Regions from separate parts of the Homo sapiens genome. Here region 1 is linked to region 2. Evidence: read pairs that join two places in POLR2A ChIA-PET (ENCODE). Cell type or tissue: HepG2. All regions are shown on one strand. Links, peaks and the distances in the headings refer to the core of each region. The heading gives the core; the rest is flanking DNA. Region 1 overlaps RTN4RL1 (reticulon 4 receptor like 1). Region 2 overlaps RTN4RL1 (reticulon 4 receptor like 1).

Region 1 (11,035 bases), core at 406-8,405, 66 kb after region 2:
TAAACCCAAAGTGTACAGCCCTAGGCGGGAGGGGGTGGCGCTTCTCAGCCGGCTGTCCCAGCCAGCCCCGCAGAGCGCCCACGGACAGTGTCCACTCTGGCAAGGTGGGAAAAGGCACTCCAAGTGCATCCTCCACTGGCAACAGTGGGACAATTGCCCCCGACGGCGGCACCGGGGCTCTGTGGAATCCCGATCGTTCCGAGAGGTCTGGAGGGCCCCGTGGTTCCTGGAGAAAGCAGGACGCAGAGAAGAACAAATGAGGCTCACCCACGAGGCTGGGTGGCCAGCAGTCTGGGCACACACGAGCAGGTGGCATCTTGGCTCTTGCCTGAGGCCAGTCACCCTGCCCTGAATTCTATCCTACTCCACCTTCAGCCCCTCCCTCGGGGGTAGCGCCTCTCATTCCTGATGTCTCAGGCAACCCTGGCAGACCCAGGTCCAACTGCTGGGGTCCAAGAACCAATTACCAAAGGAAAGATCATCAGAGGCTGAAATCTAGAACTTCATCCCGGGCAATGAGGTTCTCACAGAAGGTGCAGTTTTATAACTAACTACGTCCACTTATATATATTCACACTCTACATATATATATATATATATATATATATATATATATATATATATACACAAATGCACAGTCCCCCTCCCACTCCGTTACCTAACTGTACGTCTTTTCATGTTTATAAACTATACAGAAAACTGTATTTGCTGAACTAAGGATTGTATTGGTGATTTCTAGCAAAAACAAAGTGATAGAATTTTTGTCTAGAATCCCAAACTGGCAACGATAGTCTCCAAGGGACCTGGCCTTGCCAAGGGCCTGGGGCAAGGTGTCGGCGGGACGGTGAGGAAGGGGGAGGCAGCAAGAGTCACTTTGGGGGACCAATATTCTTAGATATTTAGAGCATCACCTTGTTTTTATATGCAACACAAGCCTGTCTGCCACCCTGGAGCGCCCTGTCACCCCTGCTGTCGTAGCTGTTGGCTTCAGGGTGAGAAGTGAGAAGCAGCTTATTGTATATGAGGGAGCCAGGCCCCGAGGGTGAGCGAGATGGAGAAGGGGAAGGAAGGGGCTTTGGGATCTGGAAACCAGCAGGCCAGGCAGCATCCACAGTGTTAGTCCAAAGGGTCGGACCGTGTCGTCAGCCTAGCGTTTGGTCAGTGACGGCCTGGACGGGCCAAGGAGACTCCGGGCTTGAGCCCAGGCCTCCCGCACGGCTCAGCTGCTGAATTTTTCCTTGAGGCTGTTTGGTGTGTGACCCAGCAAGGGCCCTGTGTGGGACAGCAGGAGGGAGGCGTCGGGGGCCTTAGCAGAAGGGGAACAATGAGGGCATTTCATGAACCATCTCAGGCACTTCTGCATCACGGAAGACCTGGCCCTCCCAGCCGTCCTGGGGATGCTCAGGGTGCAGGCAGAGGCTCGGGAGGCCGGACTCAGGGGTCAGAAGCAGGGACTGGGGCAGGCGAGCCCGGACAGGGAAGAGGGGCTCCGATCAAAGCCGGCCGTGCTGCTGGCCGGGGGCCCAGGTGGGTACAAGCTCCTTTGTGCTTTGCACAAACCTGAATCCCCCACCAGAGAGGATGTGTGTGAGGAGCCAGAAACGCTGAATCCAATTAAGAGAGAAAAATAATAATAACAATAAATGATCTTGGACAAGAACCCTGTTTTTCATTTCCTAACCCCGCATTCCCGACAGGTGGCAGATCCTGGGCTTCTGTGGGTGGGCGAGCCTGGCCGGGCACAGCTCTGGGAACACAGCACATTTGTTGGCGGGAGGAGCCGCAGGGGGCAGGGGCGCACTGATTCACGGGACACATGAGAGCACGCACACCCTGGTGCTCCGTTTCGTGGCACTTCCCTTGCCCGCACAGATCATGATTCACTTTCCACATTCTGACTGCCCCGGGTCGGCACCATCTCCGTGGCTCTCCCCGGAGGAGGCTGGTCCTGGGTCCTTCCTGGCCTATTCCCGGGAGTCTCCGGAGCAATGGCTAAGTGACTGATCCTCAGGGCGCCCGGCAGGCGGCTGGTGGGGACGGGCGGCTGCAAGGAAACAGTCAGTACCTGGGGCCCAAGGAGTTTTCCAGGAGGCTAGGGACCCACCCGGACAGCTGTGGGTGGGCTTGGAGACTGCACACGTCTCTCTGGCTTCAGAGAAAGGAGAGGGTTCCCCGGATAGAGGGAGGAAGGCTGTGTTTTCAGGCCTGGCTGGACAAATCCTCCTCAGTATGAGGCTTGGGGCATTCACTAAAGGGAGCCCAGTGACTGCAGACCAAAGAATCCTCAGCCTGCACCTGCTCCCCTGTGGCCTGCAGGCTCTGACCCAGGCCGAGGTGCTAGGGCCTGGCTGTCCCTTAGAACCCAAGGATGTTGTTGTGTTGTTGATTTCATTTCCAGCTTCAGACAGCAAGGCCCTCAGTGGGAAAATCAAGAGTCTAAGCACTTTATTAATTTTTTTTTTAAAAAAAGACTTAGGAAGTCCTGTAATATGGAAGTGAAATGTCAGTACGAGAAATGCTAATGTTTTATAAATGATCCGCTTCTGTCAAGCACAGCACAGTCTCTGGTTGCCGACTGTTATTAGAGGCAAGGCAGTGGGGGCCCAGGACGCCAGGTATTTTTAGCAGCTTTCTCCTCTAAGAGGTAGGGGGAATCAAGGCAGCTCTGTTGCAGACGACATCAGTTGTCACTCAGCAGCTCATGCTACGCAGTTATGATGACACCATCGCCCCAAACATCAAAGCAACTGGACGCGTCAGGGGCGAGGCAAAAGCTTCTCTATTCGCCAGCTCCAGCCCCTTGCGTCTGGTTCAGGGCATGGAGATGCAGATTCCTGTGGTCTTCCCAGAGGCGGGGGCCACCCCTCCGCTGCCATCTTCCCACTTTCCCTGGACCCCCAGAGGGAGTCATCTCTTCTCCCTCCCAGCCCTCCTGCCACACAGGCCTCCACTGTGGACTGATGGGGACAGAGCCACCCCTGTTGGAGGGGCTGGGTGGCCACTGGTGGTCTCCACTGTGGACTGACGGGGACAGAGCCACCCCTGTTGGAGGGGCTGGGTGGCCACTGAAGGCCTCCACTGTGGACTGATGGGGACAGAGCCACCCCTGTCGGAGGGGCTGGATGGCCACTGGTGGTCTCTAAGGCCTTTCACACAAGCTCCTCCCCTGACCCCAGAGCTTGGCTGGCTCTGCATAGTTCATTCAACAAGGGCTGATCAGGGACCTCCGTGTCCAGCCACTGGCCAGGCTCTGGGGACATAAACGTGAGAAGACGTGGCTCGGGGCAAAAGGAGCTCAGAGCCTAGATGTAGAAACAAGTATTCGCAACTGGTATGGAGTTGGCGCTTGTGGTAGCACCCCTCGGCCCCCAAAATGAGGAGCTCAGCTGGGTGGGGGCAGTCAGAGAGGGCTTCCAGGCAGAGGTGACACTCCAATGAGTCTTGGAGGATGAGGAGCCACCCAGAGAAGAGTGTGGGGAGTAGGGCTAGAGGTGGTAACAGCACTGTGTCTGGGGTATCCACAAACCACTCCCAGCTGAGGGCATGGGAGACGCGCCCTGTATGGGAGCGGCCCAGGGGACTCTGCTCAGGGACTCCACTCTGCCGTGGAAGTGGAGGGGCTGTGCGGTCCCCCCGACCTGGTCGTCCTCCCGCCCACCCCCCCCAGCCTGTCCATAGGCACGTGGTTTCTGACCGTGGCAACCTTGCCGCGGTTCTTCAACAGTGGGTTTCATGGTGGAAACTTGCCTCCTGGGCTCAGCCAGATCCTCCCCTGGTGCCAGCAAGCTGGAGCGCTCGCTGGAAGTCTGCCTGGGCCACAGGCCCATTCCCAGACACCTGCTGCTTCCAAGCTTGGGAAGCATTCCACGGCCTGCGCTCCCTGCTTCCCAGCCGCGGCCGCCCTCAGCCCCTCCTGACTTCGGAGCAGCTCAGATCACCCCGGCGCTTCTGCCTGTGCGGGCTGTGACCATCAGCCAGCCCCAGAGCCCCTCCCACCAACCGCACCCCTCCTCTCCTGCCGGGGCTGTTCTTTGCAAAAGCCAAGAATCCCATTTAGCAAATGTTTACTCATCACCCAGCTAATCACCAGCGCTCTGCCGCCACGGTGAATGGGCTCCAGGAAGGCCTGTGAGCAGGTTGGGGGGAGCGGGAGAGCCCGGGAGGCCTCGTGGAGGGCAAGCTGCAGGGACTGGGGTCAGAGGGAAGGAGTTTGCTGCGGAGGCTCCCTGGAGCCACCGAGCCCTCAGCAAATTCCCCTGGACATGCACGCCCGCTTCCCAGGCAGGCCCCACCAGCCCATGAGCCGACCCACCTCTCTGCCAGGGACCCAGCTCCTCCGGGCCCTACTCTATGCTGACCTAGGGAGGCAGTCTTTCTCTGCGTTTATTTGTCCTACTCTATGCTGACCTAGGGAGGCAGTCTTTCTCTGCGTTTATTTGTAGCCTCCTGAGGCTCAAACAATCCTCCTGCCTCAGCCTCCTGATTAGCTGGGACTACAGGGACACACCACCATACCAGGCTAATTGTTTTATTATTTATTTATTTATTTATTTTTTGAGACAGAGTCTTGCTCTGTCGCCCAGGATGGAGTGCAGTGGCGCGATCTTGGCTCACTGCAACCTCCACCTCCCGGGTTCAAGCGATTCTCCTGTCTCAGCCTCCCAAGAACCTGGGATTACAGGAGCAAGCCACCGTGCACGGCTAATTTTTGTATTTTTAATAGAGATGGGTTTTCTCTACATTGGCCAGGCTAGTCTCGAACTCCTGACCTCATGGGATCCACTTGCCTCAGCCTCCCAAAGTGCTGGGATTGTAGGTGCGAGCCACCACGCCCAGCTAATTTTTTAACTTTTTAGTAGAGATAGGGTTTCACCATGTTGGCCAGGCTGGTCTCGAACTCCTGACCTCAAGAGATCCGCCCACCTCGGCCTCCCAAAGTGCTGGGATTACAGGCTGGGCCAGCGCACCTGGCTGGTGTTCATTCTTTGAGGAGGGGTGGGTGCATGCTTTGATGGAGTCCCTTCCAGCCCCCGTTCTGAAGCCTCCTGACCCGGTTCAGCTCCCCGCCTTGCCCTCTAACTTCACTTTCCTCTAAGCAGGAGTTCAGCCATCAGCCGCGACTCCATCCCCATCACCAATCCCCCACTATCAGCTCGTAATGGGCCAATTTTCTTTTACCTTCTGTCTACTTGGAAAATATCTCAAGAACCTTTGATTGTGCGTTAAAATATCCTTTAGAATTCTATGCTCGGTATCTTTCTGCTCCTCTAATTGTCCCTTTTAACTCACCGTGCTTTCCGTATAAATCTCCCGGTCTCCTCCTTCCCAGGCTGTTAATAAATATGAGCTCTAAAAAAATACATAAACATCTATTGTTGGCTAAATAACTCACGGCACAATCAAAAAGCCGGGAAAAGAAGAGAGGCTCGGCGCGTCGCATGGCCACCTGAGCACCCTCCCTCGCGCGGTCCTGCCGGTCTCTCCAGAGAGGGCTGCTGAAGGCAGGGGAGTCTGGGCCCTGAAGAGCCCATGAGGTGAAGGGACCCTGGGGGAGAAAAGGAAGCGAGGCAGAGAGAGTAGCTGTACTACCAGGGGGACAGGGCTCTCTCCAAGAGCGCCGAGTGAGGGGTTTGGACAAAGGAGACCCTCGTGCAGGGAGCAGCGGCTGGTTTAAGTGGCATTTCAGTGGGCTGGCCGCCAAGGCCCCTCACCACCACAAGAAGTGGGTCAGCCTCCTCTGACACCAGCGCCAGCCCACAAGGAGGGGGCCCGCCCCCATCTCTCTCCTCTCTGCCCTCATTTCTCATTAGAGCCGTTAGTTTCTAAGCTCCAGGAGGGTGGGGAAGGATGTGCCTTTGTGTCACCGATTCCTGTGTGGCAGCGTGCACACTAATGGCATGCCTGAACGGCAGAATTTGACATTGCTGCTGCAAGATGTGCTTGGGTCACAGTGCTTTCCAAATTGGCTGAGGCTCCACGCCACCCCCCTCCTCCCTCACCCAGGCGCCTCAGAGCCCCCGCCAGCCACTGCTTCTGCAGCTCCCTCTGAGGGCCTCGGAAAAGAGAGAGGAAGCAAGAGATGTATTAAACTCTTCCATCTCTGTAAGCACCATTTCCCAGGAGACCGACTCTAAGGAAGAAGGAAACACAAGTGCTGGAGGCCTACACAGGTAGGAGGTTGGGAGGAGGCACCAGGCTTCGTGTCTCCTCTCCCCACCCCCGGTACTGCTTTGGGGACAGTCCCTGGCAAGACAAGAATGCCCTCTGAGTGGCAGCATCCAGGTGGCCACGCGCCACTCCAGCCAGAGAGATTGGAGGGATAATTGCCACGTAAGACTTGCTCAGTGATGAGAGGCCGGGGGGACAAACCCACAGAGGAAACAATAGCATGGACTGGATGGGCAGGGGAAGGTGGTCTCTAAGCAAGACCCCAAAGGATGCACATGTACAGTCTCACTTGGAGAGAGAGGGCACAGCTCTGCGGGGCAGCCGTATAGCCAAACAGGCAGAAGGAGGAAAATATGCAGACGGGCGCCGCGTTAGGGAGAGGCTTTTGCACACACACGTGCACATGCCTCTCTGGCACGGCGTCCTGCCTCTCTCCCTTGTGCAGTCTCATGCAGCCTAGTGTGGGACATTCACATAGTCAATAGATTCGGGCCAGGCGTGGTGGCTCATGCCTGTAATCCCAGCACTTTGGGAGGCCGAGGCGGGCAGATCACAAGGTCAAGAAATTGAGACCATCCTGGCAAACATGGTGAAACCCCGTCTCTACTAAAAATACAAACATTAGCTGGGCGTGGTGGCAGGCGCCTGTAGTCCCAGCTACTCAGGAGGCTGAGGCAGGAGAATGGCGTGAACACGGGAGGCGGAGCTTGCAATGAGCCAAGATCGCGCCACTACACTCCAGCCTGGGCGACAGAGTGAGACTCCATCTCAAAAAAAAAAAAAAAAGAAAAGAAAAGAAAAGAAACAAAACAAAACAGATTTGAGCCCTGGCCATGTGCAAGGCCCCGGCCAGCGCTGGGACTGCCGGGTGAACACGAGGGCCTCCCCATGTGCAGCTGACATACCAGCCAAGGAGGCAGTGGCAGAAAACCAAATCCCTCTTTATCTAATTGCCATGGTAGTTGTCAGGAGAGAGGCAGCAGAGTCTGTCACGCAGCTGTCACTCAGGAAGAGTGAAGAGTGGGGCTGAGCCCCGCCCTCCACGCAGGCTGGTGGCCATCTGTCAGGGACACAGACGCTTGTGTGATAAGTGGGCAGATTCTGGGCTGCGCCCTGAGTGGCGGCATTTCCCACTGAGCCCTGGCCCTAAAGGAGTTTATCTGACTTGGAGTGGGTGGAGGCGTCGAGGGCAGGAAGCCCCTAGTCCCACCCGATGCCTCGCCTGTCCAGTGTGAGCTTGGAGGGTCTGTACTCCCCCTGCGGGCTGGGGTGCACTGACATTCTCCCCTGTACCAGGGACCACGGGGTCCCCAAGTTGTTTTTGTTTTTTGTTTGTTTGTTTTTGAGACGGAGTTTCACTCTTGTTACCCAGGCTGGAGTGCTGTGGCGTGATCTCGGCTCACTGGACCTCCACCTCCCGGTTTCAAGCAATTCTCCGGCCTCAACCTCCCGAGTAGCTGGGACTACAAGCGCCCACCACCACGCCCGGCTAATTTTTGTATTTTTATTAGAGACGGGGTTTCACAGTGTTGGCCAGGATGGTCTCAAACTCCTGACCTCGTGATCCGCCCACTTCAGCCTCCCAAAGTGCTGGGATTACAGGCGTGAGCCACCTCGTCCTGTGATGTTTTTATTCTTTATCTCAAATCTGAGCCTCGGAGGCCCTGAGGTCCCTGGCCCCTCATCTCGCTTGTTGCCAGGAGAGTCTCTCACTGTTTTATCTGCGACATTTAAAGTGCCACCGGGTGTCTGGCACTTTGGGAGTCTAAGGTACAGGCTCTTCTGAATTTCCGCACCAGCCCCCTTTCCAGGAGCTACTCCCAGGCTGGCCTCCTCGCCTGTGACCAGAGCACTCAGAAAGGAGGCTCAGGACTGGCACAGTGGCTAACGCCCGTAATCCCAACACTTCGGGAGGCCAAGGTGGGAGGACTGCTTGAGGCCAGAAGTTCAAGACCAGCCTGGACAACATAGTTCAAGACCAGCCTGGACAACATAGTGAGATACCATCTCTATGAAAAATATAAAAATTAGGTGGGCGTGGTGACACGTGCTTGTAGTCCCAGCTACTCAGGAGGCTGAGGCAGGAGGATGGCTCCAGCCCAGGAGTTTGAGGCTGCAGAGAGTCGTGATCACACCACTGCACGCCAGCCTGGGTGACACAGCAAAACCCTGTCTCAAAAAAAAAAAAAGTTCATTGGCCAGGCACTGTGGCTCATGCCTGTAATCCCAGCACTTTGGGAGGCTGAGGCAGGCGGATCGCGAGGTCAGCGGTTTGAGACCAGCCTGGCCAACATGGTGAAACCCTGTCTCTACTAAAAATGCAAAAATTAGCCGGACGTGGTGGCGTGCGCCTGTAATCCCAGCTACTTGGGAGGCTGAGGCAGGAGAATCATTTGAATGCGGGAGGCGGAGGTTGCAGTGAGCTGAGATCGTGCCATTGCGCTCCAGCCTGGGCAAGAGAGCAAGACTCCATCTCAGAAAAAAAAAAAAAAAGGTCCTTAGCAAGCAGACTAAAAATATTAAAACAAAGTAAAAAGCAAAGAAAAGAAAAAGGAAAGAGGCTGAAAGCCACCTTGAGCGGCTCCCACTTGGCATCATGCCTACTGAGGGGAGACGGGCAGAGGTCGGGTATTCTAGTTAGAAGGTGCTTTAGAGACGTCCCGGCTGCAAACTGCCAGGGTACAGCTGCTGGGACCTCCAAGCCTGCTGGCTGCCCCCAGCCTCAAACTTGATCTCCCTCCTTCCTTCCTCACTCACTCCACACCACCCCAAAAATGAGCATCCCTCTGGCCTCACAGGGACCCCTTGGGGAGGGATCTTCCTGTGACCACTCCCGCTGCGGCACGAGCTCCTCTCTCCTCCCCAGCCAACCTCATGCTAGGCCCAGTGCTTGGTCTCAGGCTCCCCAGAGGCCACCATGGAAGCTGCCTCCTTTTGCCCACTCCCCCTTCACGCTCAAAGTGGCTTCATTTCTTTCCTTCTTTCTTTTTTTTTTAAAATGGAGTCTCATTCTGTCGTCCAGGCTGGAGTACAGTGGTGTGATCTCGGTTCACTGCAACCCCTCCGGCTCCCGGGTTCGAGCGAAATTCTCCTGCCTCAGCCTCCCGAGTAGCTGGGATTACAGGTGAGCACCACCACGCCCGTCTAATTTCTGTATTTTTAGTAGAGATGGGGTTTCACTATGTTGGCCAGGCTGGTCTCGAACTCCTGACCTCAGGTGATCCGCCCACCTTGGCCTCCCAAAGTGCTGGGATCACAGGCGTGAGCCACCGCGCCCCGCCCGTATTTCAGATTTTTAAAGTCCCCTCCCAGACACAACTGAGAAGTGCCTCCTGTGTGGAGAAGGGATTATAATCCTCACTTTACAGAGAAAGAAATGGTCCTTCTAGTTATTCAGACCTGTGCTTCTGAGTCCAAGAGCGGAGCTCTTCCTCAGCTCAGCCCTGTTCTTCCTTTTGCCCAAGAGGAAGAAATCCAAGTGGCGGAGAGCCCATCCTGCGCGCCTTAAGGCTAAGATGGGACCAGTCTGGGGGAATCTTCCTTTTCATTCCCAGGAACTTCAAGCTCAGAAGAGCTGATGTGCAAAAAGCCTTGGAGAGAAAGTCAGAAGGTCCGTCTTCCTGACTTTCCTAGATCTTTCTGCTGTCCTGACCCCTCATCCCAAACTAGGTGACTGGGATTGCCCACCCGGTCACTGAGGGAGCTGCCAAGAGCTCCCTCCCATCTGTCTTCCTTCCCACCACGAAAAGGGGGCAGTGGCAGAAAACTCCCAAACTGGGCCGGGCGCGGTGGCTCACGCCTGTAATCCCAGCACTTTGGGAGGCCGAGGCGGGCGGATCACAAGGTCAGGAGATCGAGACCATCCTGGCTAACACGGTGAAACCCCATCTCTACTAAAAATACAAAAAATTAGCCGGGCGTGGTGGCGGGCGCCTGTAGTCCCAGCTACTCGGGAGGCTGAGGCAGGGGAATGGCGTGAACCCAGGAGGCAGAGGCTGCAGTGAGCTGAGATCGCGCCACTGCACTCCAGCCTGGGCGACAGAGCGAGACTCCGTCTCAAAAAACAAACAAACAGAAAACTCCCAAACTGGCCAAGGTGGTGGCCCCAGTTTCTTGACAGGTGTAGCTGAATCCTCATTTCTGAAAAGACCCCATGTTCAGTGTGACCGACTCCTGTAGTCTGGGCAGAGAAAGAAGACCTGGCCCCATCATCCTTCTTCCTACAGGGTACCACGAGGCTGCCACAGGGAATTCCTTCCACAAAGTAAAGGAAGATAGTGGACGCCTGGAATCCCAGCACTTTGAGAGGCCAAGGCAGGAGGATCTCTTGGAGTCAGGAGCTCAAGACCAGCCTGGACAACATAGCAAGACTCCGTCTCTACAAAAAATACAAAAAATGGCTGGGTGTGGTGGTTCATGCCTGTAATCCCAGCACGTTGGGAGGCTGAGGCGGGTGGATCACGTGGTCAGGAGTTCAAGACCAGCCAGGCCAAGATGGTGAAACCCCCTCTCTACTAAAAATACAAAAAATTAGCTGGGCGCAGTGGCAGGCGCCTGTAGTCCCAGCTACTCAGGAGGCTGAGGAAGGAGAATCGTTTGAACCCGGAGGGTGGAGGTTGCAGTGAGCCAAGATCGCGCCACTGCACTCCAGCCTCGGCGACAGAGTGAAACTCTGTCTCAAAAAAAAACTAAAAATAAAAATAAATAAAAAATAGGTACATTCTGGGCTGGGTGTGGTGGCTGACACCTGTAATCCCAATGCTTTGGGAGGCCAAGGAGGAAGGACACTTTAGACCAGGAGTTCAAGAACAGCCTGGGTAACATAGCGAGACCCATTTCTACAAAAAAAAAATTTTTTTTTTTTTGA
Region 2 (8,000 bases), core at 1-8,000:
CATGGTGAAACCCCGTCTCTACTAAAAGTACGAAAAGAAATTAGCAGGGCATGGTGACGGGCGCCTGTAGTCCCAGCTACTCGGGAGGCTGAGGCAGGAGAATGGTGTGAACCCGGAGGCGGAGCTTGCAGTGAGCCCAGATCACACCACTGCACTCCAGCCTGGGCAACAGAGTGAGACTCCATCTCAAAAAAAAACCCAGAGGATCAAATAAGCTAAACATAGTCCAGTGTCTGGCACATGGAAAATACAAAGTAAATGAAAGGCCAGGCGTGGTGGCTCACACCTGTAATCCCAGCACTTTGGGAGGCTGAGAGGGGAGGATGACTTGAACCCAGGAGTTCAATGCCAGCCTGGGCAACATAGTGAGACCCCATCACTACAAAAAAAAAAAAAGTAAATGAAAAACATTATTATTGTTATCTTTATCAAGTGATTCTCAGACACAGAGGGCAGCCTGTCACGTCTCCTATTCCATGACCCTCCACAGCTCACAAAGGCCTGCGAGCCACAGCTGTTTCCATGCAGTATTCCCACCATCCCTCCAAGAGGGGCTGAAGGTGAGGCTGGGTGGCATGATTTGGAGCCTTGCCCAAGGCTGCTGGACCCGTAGGTAATAGAACCAGAACCCTGCCAGCTGCAGTGGCGCACCCCTGTAATCCCCGTACTTCGGGAGGCTGAGCTGGGCGGATCACCTGAGGTCAGGAGTTCAAGACCAGCCTGGCCAACATGGCGAAACCCCATCTCTACTAAAAATACAAAAATTAGCCAGACGTGGTGGCACGCCCCTGTAATCCCAGCTACTCAGGAGGCTGAGGCAGGAGAATGACTTGAACCTGGGAGACGGAGGTGAGCCGAGATCGCACCATTGCACACCAGCCTGGGCAAGAAAAGCGAAAATCAGTCTCAAAATAAATAAATAAATAAATAAAATACTAAAATTAGCTGGACATGGTGGCATGTGCTTGTAATCCCAGTTACTCGGGAGGCTGAGACTTGAGAATCGCTAGAACCCAGGAGGTGGAGGTAGCACCGAGACCATGCCGCTGCACTCCAGCCTGGGCGGCAGAGAGAGACTCCATCTTAAACAAACAAACAAACAAAAACTGGAACCCAAAGTAGGACTTTGTGTCCCTTCCCTGCCTCCCGTCCTGACATTCCTTCCTCTGCCCCATCCTGCTTCCTAACAAGGCACCCAATATCCTTGGCTCTGGGCTCCAGGAGCCAACCCAGGAAGCAAACTAGGAAAGGCCTGGCCGGGCTGGGTAGGGACACCTGGGGCAGCGGTGGCTGCTACTTGGCAGACACGCCTTCTCCCTGACACAGCTGTCAGCCTTTGCAGTTCTGCTGAGGCAGCAGCCCTGGCCCAGGCAGGCTTCCCTCCCTCTGTGCTGGGTACATGCACACAGGGCTGGCTGCAGATGGCCGGCCTGTGCCCCTGCACCCATCCAGGCCCAGGGACCCTGGCCTGCCCAGTGGTCAGCACTTGGCCACCTGGCCTCCAGGGCCCCACTGCCTGCCCCCCTGGGGACAGGCCTGCCCCAGCTGCTCTGGGCCCTAGACAGGAGAGGAGAGGCGAGAAGAGGCAAGGCCGTGAGGCCGGAGGGCAGGAAAAGCCGGGAGGGAGGTGGCTATTTATAGCCAGCTTTGCTTTTGTTCCTTTTCCAGCAATGCCTCTCTTTAAATAGGAGCAGGGCTGGAGGCTGCAGCTCTTCCCCAGCCGCCTGCAGTCAGCACGCAAGAGTGTGTGTGCCTGTGCGTGTGTGTGTGGGGGGGGCATGTATAGGGAGTGGGCACTGCAGTGTGTATTTGTGCATGTGTGCAGGGACAGGAAGAAGAGGCTGGATGTTCTGTGTACGTGTGTGCTTGTGTGTACACCGACATGTACAGGGTGGCAGTGGGTGAACAGCTCTTTGTGTATGGGTGTTGGGAGCTGCATGTGCACATACGTGGATAGGGATGGGGCAGTTCATGTGTGTGTGTGTGTGTGTGTTTTATTTTTTTCGAGACGGAGTCTTGCTCTGTTGCTCAGGCTGGAGTGCAGTGGCGCGATCTCGGTTCACTGCAATCTCCTCCTCCCGGGTTCAAGTGATTCTCCTGCCTCAGCCTCCCGAGTAGCTGGGATCACAGGCGCGCGCCACCACGCCCGGCTAATTTTTGTATTCTTGGTAGAGACGGGGTTTCACCATGTTGGCCAGGATGGTCTCCAACTCTTGATCTCGTGATCCGCCCGCCTCCGCCTCCCAAAGTGCTGAGATTACAGCCGTGAGCCACCGCGCCCGGCCGGTGTGTGTGTGTGTGTGTGTGTATGATGAGCACACATTCAGTGCAGCGTGTGTGTGTGTGTGTGTGTGTGATCGCGCATGTGTCTGGTGTAGACTGGCGTGAGCAGCTCTCTGGGGCGAGTGAACATCGCTGTAAGGGGCTGTGGAGTGGTCCCCGCCCTGTGTGTGAGAGGATGGCATCGTGCAGGGAAGGGGGAGCAGCTCTTCAGTTGTGCACAGCCGACTGGAACCCTCGGTGAGGGCAGGGCCTGTGTCTGTTCTGCGCGTGGGATGAGCGCGTAGAGAATAAAGGGGCTCCGGGGTCGTCTTCGGCTGCCGGGAAAGTGCGTCAAACCCGCGTCCCCAGCGTTTTTAGGGCCCTCGCAGAGCCCCACCCCCACCCCCACCCCGGGGTCCCCGTGCGCGCGAGGCCGCCCCTGTCCCCGTCTGTGCTGCGAGGCCCGTGAGGGGAGCGGGGCCCGGGCGCTCCGGCAGCGCCAGCTTGGGCAGGAAAGCGCCGCGGCGACCTCGGAGGCCACATCCCGGCGAGCCCAGGAGGAGGCGAGCCGGCCCCACGTCCCCCACCCTCCGCCTCAGCGTTCACGTCTGTAAAGTGGGGGCAGGAAAGCCGCCGGGGATCCGGCAGGGACCTGCGCGCTGGGCAGCGGTGGCCGGCCCGGGGGCAGCCGCGGGGAGGGGAGGCCCGACCCGAGCGGGGCGCGTGGGGTGCGCAGATCCCCGGCCGGCGGCTCCCGCGAGAGGGAACGGATCCCAGCGCGGCCGCGGCTCCCCGCGCGGTAACCCCGATCTCTCAGCGCGGGCCCCCGGCTCTAGAGCGAGAAGACCCTCCCGGGCGGGGCCGGTGCCCAAAGGGCGCGCTCGGCTCGGGTCGGCCTGCGGGAGGCCTTGGGGCGCCGGGTCTGGGCACCGCCCTCGCCCTGCAGCTCCGGATCAATGCGACAGCCCTCCCCGCCCCTCCCCCAAAGGCCAAACAAAACATAGTAAATATTTAATCCGGGCCAGGGAGCCAAGGAGGCCTCCCCGCCCCCTCCGCCGCCGTCTGGCTCCCCTGCCAGCCCCGGCAGCTCTCCCTCGGTAATGAGGCCGGGAGAGGCCGGGATCGATCGCGGCCTGGGGCGGAGGCGGGGGTGGGGGTGGGGCGCCCGGCACCCTGAGGGGGACATCGCTGCCCGCCCCCAGGCCCCAGACCCAGGAGCCCAACCGAAGGCACCTGCGCCCACGCTTTCCCCAGAAGGCCTGCGAGGAGCGCGCCGGCCCCTGCCGGCCTGCCCTTGTCACCTCCCTTCTCAGAGGGCGTCAGCTGGGGTCGGGGGTCTGCGGGGATGCAGGCCCGAGTAGGAGGGCTGTGAAGGGGGCGGGGACCTCCCAGCCCCGGCTCAGGCCTGACCTCCGAGTCCTAGTGGTTTAAAGCCAGCAGGGGCTTGGATGAGGCCTGGGTGGGGCAGGGGCAGCTAGGGGTGCCCTAGAGGGAGGCTGGCGAGGTGTTCCTGTACCTTGGAGTAGGATACCTTAGTGTGCTGGTGGTGCTCCCGATTTCCTGGGCATTGCCTGGGGAATACCTAGAGGGGACGGTGACATCCTCACTGCTCATTCATGCAGTGGTTTATGATTGAGCACCTACTATGGGCCAGTCATACTTGTCGACTACCAGACAGACAAGTTCAGACCTGCAGAGGGATCGCATTCCAGAGAGCGACAGTTAATAAGTAAACACATGCGATGATTTCAGATCGTGGTTGGACTCAGTGTAGAGAATAAAACTGTTAATGTGATATTGTACTTGGCCGGGAGAGGAGCCACATCAGCTGGGCTGGTCCTGGAGCTGGCTGAGGACGATGGGTTGGGGAAAAAGCATCCCAGACAAAGTCTGTAGGAAGTGCAAAGGCCCAGAGGCAGGAAATAATTTGCGAGGAAGGCCAGTGAGGTTGATTGTCGTGAGTGAAGAAGCAGGTAGTGAGCGGCAGATCCCTGAAGGTCTCGTGGGCCACGGAGGAGTTTGGATTTTGTTCTAAGTGCAGTGTGAATGCATTAGAGGTTTTAAGCAAAGGAATGACATGATCTGATTTACATTTTTAAAAGCCTCTGCTGGCTGCAGTGTGGAGAATGGAAGATAGTTAAGGGGGAAGGCGGGGAGGCCAGGTTGGTTGCGGGGGATGGTGCAGTGGTGTACACAAGGGTGGCTGGTCCCCTGCCTGGCTTGGGTTATGACTGAAGTGGCCATTTACACATCTGCAGCTGGCAGGGCCCCCAGCAACCAGGAATAGCCTGCTCCTGGGTTCTTTGTGCACAGAGTCCCAGCTGGCCTGGGCAGAGGCTGGGGTGGCCCCCGTCCTGTCTCCGAGACCCAGACTCCACAGTGGGCAGCCCAGGAAGGTTTTTTTTAGGAGCATTAGAAAATGTTGACATGTTTTTTGAAACAATTTCAGATCTGATATCTCCGCCAGATTGAGTTTGTAACCAGCTTTATTGTTTAAGCCTGCTGGGATTTCATCAAAGGCGTCTGCTGTTTACCCAGAACCATTTCATTGGAGAAAACAGCAAACAGACCTGCATTTCTATCTGATTTCACTTTTTCCCTTTTCTCATGAATTTAAGAGCTTGTGAAAAGCAAGGCTGATAAGGCAAGGCAGCGAGGATCACATCCGGAAGAGGGGGGTCACAAGGATCTCAGCTGAGGTTTATTAATAGAGCAGAAAAAAGTTGGGGGTAGCTGGCCGCTTCTCAGGGGGAGGGCAGCAGCCAGCCCTCTGCAGGGGGACCTTGGGCCGGGGGGGAGGGGAGGTGGGGAGAGCTGCTGTTCACCCGTACTCTGCCCAAGATTTTTAGGTCATCTCCTGGTGTCTGTTGTCTTTACCAGTTTCTGGACTATTTCAGACACTGGCAGTGATAAAAGACTGAACATCAGCTCTCACCTGGAAAGCAGCAGTGACCTGGCCTCAGAGATGGGTTCAATGAGACAGATTCAAGCTTTCCTGGGAGAAAGCCGAGTAAGGAAACACATCAAAAGGCACATGGAAGGCAGATGATGAGAGTACCGGGAAAATTGCCTTCCTGCTCCTCCCCTGCCAACACTTGGGATTCAGTCCCTTCTCCTGCCAGGCAGCCTGAGCCAGGGCAGGGCAGGGCCCAGGGATGCTTGTCACAGGCTCAGCACGCCCTCACCTCGCCAAGGAACCTACACCAGTGTTATCGCCACCCGCCTAACAGCATCCAGGTGCCTCTAAGCGGGCCTGTTGACCCAGCAAATATGAGCCCAACAGGGGAGACGCTGGCTCTGCAGCCTCTCAGGAGAAGGCGGTCTGAGAAATTTGGGTTAATATGCCTTGTTCCGTGCTTGAGCGACAGCTAGTTAAGTGCATGGGTTGCTCGGCACATAGGCCATCTCTCACCAGTTGCACATTAGACCCACTTATAAAGTCAATCGATTCGAACCAATTAGCAAGAAGATAAGGACTTGTTTACCTTTGATGGTAGATCTTGCAGCGAGCCATCTGAGGGGGATGATAATGATCCAGGGGTATTTCTTCAGCACGCAGTGCCAGGCAGAACCATGTTGTTCTACGCCTTCTGGCAGGTGGGACTTCCGGCGACAGTGAGAGTCAGCTCCCTCATCTGGGGTATGAGCCTGTAAGGACGAGGAGAGTGAGCAAAGGACAAAGGTCTTTCCAGAGCCAAGCTTAGGCCCTCCTGGCTGTAGAGGTTCCCCTGCCATGCCTATCTTTTTTTTTTTTTTTTTTTTGAGACAGAGTTTCACTCTTGTCACCCAGGCTGTAGTGCAATGGCGCAATCTCGGCTCACTGCAACCTCCGCCTCCCGAGTTTAAGTGATTTTCCTGCCTCAGCTTCCCGAGTAGCTGGGGTTACAGGCACCTACCACCATGCCCGGCTAATTTTTGTATTTTTAGTAGAGACGGTGTTTCACCATGTTGGCCAGGCCGGTCTCAAACTCCTGTCCTCAGGTGATCCACCCGCCTTGGCCTCCCTTGGCCTCCCAAAGTGCTGGGATTACAGGTGTGAGCCCCTGCACTCGGCCCCATGCCTACCTTTTGCAGTGAGAGCTCAGTGGGCTGCTGGGGCCTGAGAGGCTCATTCCATCACTGTGGGCTCTGAGCATGGTCCCAGGGCCCCTGTAAGCACAGGGGAACCACATGCTCCAGACACAGGGCCTTGGGAGTATTTCTGGCCATCTGTTGACAGCCTCTGTCATCTCATTTCATGATTTTTTTTTTTTTTTAGAGATGGGGTCTTACTATGTTGGCCAGGTTGGTCTTGAACTCCTGGCTTCAAGCAGTCCTCCCACCTCGGCTTCCCAAAGTACTGGGATTATATGCAGGTATGAGCCACTGCACCTGGCCGTCATTTAATCTTTATAAGCCTCCTTTTTAACCACCTTTCCCCCAACGCAAGCGTGTATTATCCCCTTTCCTAGAGAAGGAAACTGAGGCTTGGAGGTGGGAGGCAGCAGAGCCTGCTTGTGTTGACCGAGGTCACCGGGCCTGTCAGTGGCGGAGCTGGGATTGGAATCCAGGCCTGGCTGACTCCAGCATCTTCACTCAGACTCATTGTCCTCTGCCTTCTGTGAAGTTAGGTAGTGGCAGGACCTTCTCCCAAATTGTGGGTTTGATAAGCTCGCAAGCTGGTGGGAAGGGGATGGAGCAGGCCCCTTGGCATTTTCTGACCTGAGAATTGAGAATATCAGGGGATGAGGCCGAGGATATTCAGGACTTGGGCAGTACTCGCCCTGCTTTTGCCCGAGGAGGGACCAAGTGTGTCCCTGGCTGGGAGAGCTGGTAGGTCCTCTGTAACACGGTGGGCTCAGCACAGGGGAGACATGGCTGTGCCCCCAAGGCATCTAGTTGCTGGCCCCCTGTCCCTGGACTCCCTCCTCACTATCCCCATAAGGGATGGAGTGAAAGCCGCTTTGTCCTCCCCAGCTCTTGCCCATCACTTCCCCCTCAAGCTCCCAGCGCCTGTGAATTCCACCTGGGCACACTCTTCTCAGAGGCAGCAAAATGAGATCTTACTCCAGAGACTGGGGAAAGCAATCCACAGATTGGGACCCGGAGCGGCGAGGTTCGAGTGCACGTGTCCTGAGGAACGGGGTGGTTCAGCGTAGCCGGGGGTGGGGACTGGGGGGCTTTGTTTTTCTACCAGTTCTGCTGTGCTTGCTTAAAACTTGATGAGTTCTTCTTGGGAAATTGCTTCAGATTTCACAGCATTTTCCTCTTAATAGCCTTGGCAGTGGTGAATCCTTGACCTTTGAGGGTGGGTTTGATTTTTTGGAAAAGGCCAAAAGTAATTTGAAGCTGTGTGTTGTGAATACAGGGGCTGAGCAATTTGCAGAATGTGATTTGTTTTTGTTATCGGAATTTTTTTTTTTTTTGAGATTCAAAACGCGATGGCACCCTAACCAACTGAGCCAGTTTTCTCACGAGGAAGTTCCAGAATTGTTTCAAGTAATGGCAGTGCTTTGCAATGGGGGACTTGGGTTCAAAGATGACCACTCTGATGGAAGGGTAGGGGAAGGGAACGGATGCTTTATTGAACCGTTACTATGTGCCAGACACTTTACATATATTATCTCAACTGCCGAAATAAGTTTAAGAATAAAGCAGGTCTGTAAAAACAAAACAAAACAAAAAACTCATAAATAATCCATTATTTTGCTTACTCCTCACAGTAATCCTGTTAGAACAAGTGCTTAGCCCATTTCACA

The links. ChIA-PET counts read pairs that join two places held together with the same protein. Peaks named below come from ENCODE experiments on the same cell type or tissue, not always from the same donor. Only the 100,000 strongest peaks of a DNase experiment are listed, where the experiment ranks them.
Region 1: POLR2A ChIA-PET joins it to region 2 with 10 read pairs; 2 of 35 experiments call an interaction of 5 or more read pairs at or near these places.

What each region holds. Positions count from the first base shown.
Region 1 is chr17:1,925,302-1,936,336 of GRCh38, reverse strand. RTN4RL1 (reticulon 4 receptor like 1) reads left to right here. Exons shown (of 2, transcript NM_178568.4): 2 at 1-1,660. Among named protein-coding and RNA genes, the nearest start is that of RTN4RL1-AS1, 87 kb to the left of the region's middle. RefSeq lists enhancers at 3,555-4,119, 4,120-4,685. In HepG2, for the core only: a CTCF peak has its summit at 4,399; a DNase peak (open chromatin) is centred at 4,056; H3K27me3 peaks cover 5,413 bases.
Region 2 is chr17:1,993,451-2,001,450 of GRCh38, reverse strand. All of the region lies in intron 1 of RTN4RL1 (reticulon 4 receptor like 1), which reads left to right. Among named protein-coding and RNA genes, the nearest start is that of RTN4RL1-AS1, 20 kb to the left of the region's middle. RefSeq lists an enhancer at 956-1,466. In HepG2, for the core only: no CTCF peak of the experiment used is centred there; DNase peaks (open chromatin) are centred at 3,270, 3,970 and 5,920; H3K4me3 peaks cover 3,356 bases; H3K27me3 peaks cover 634 bases.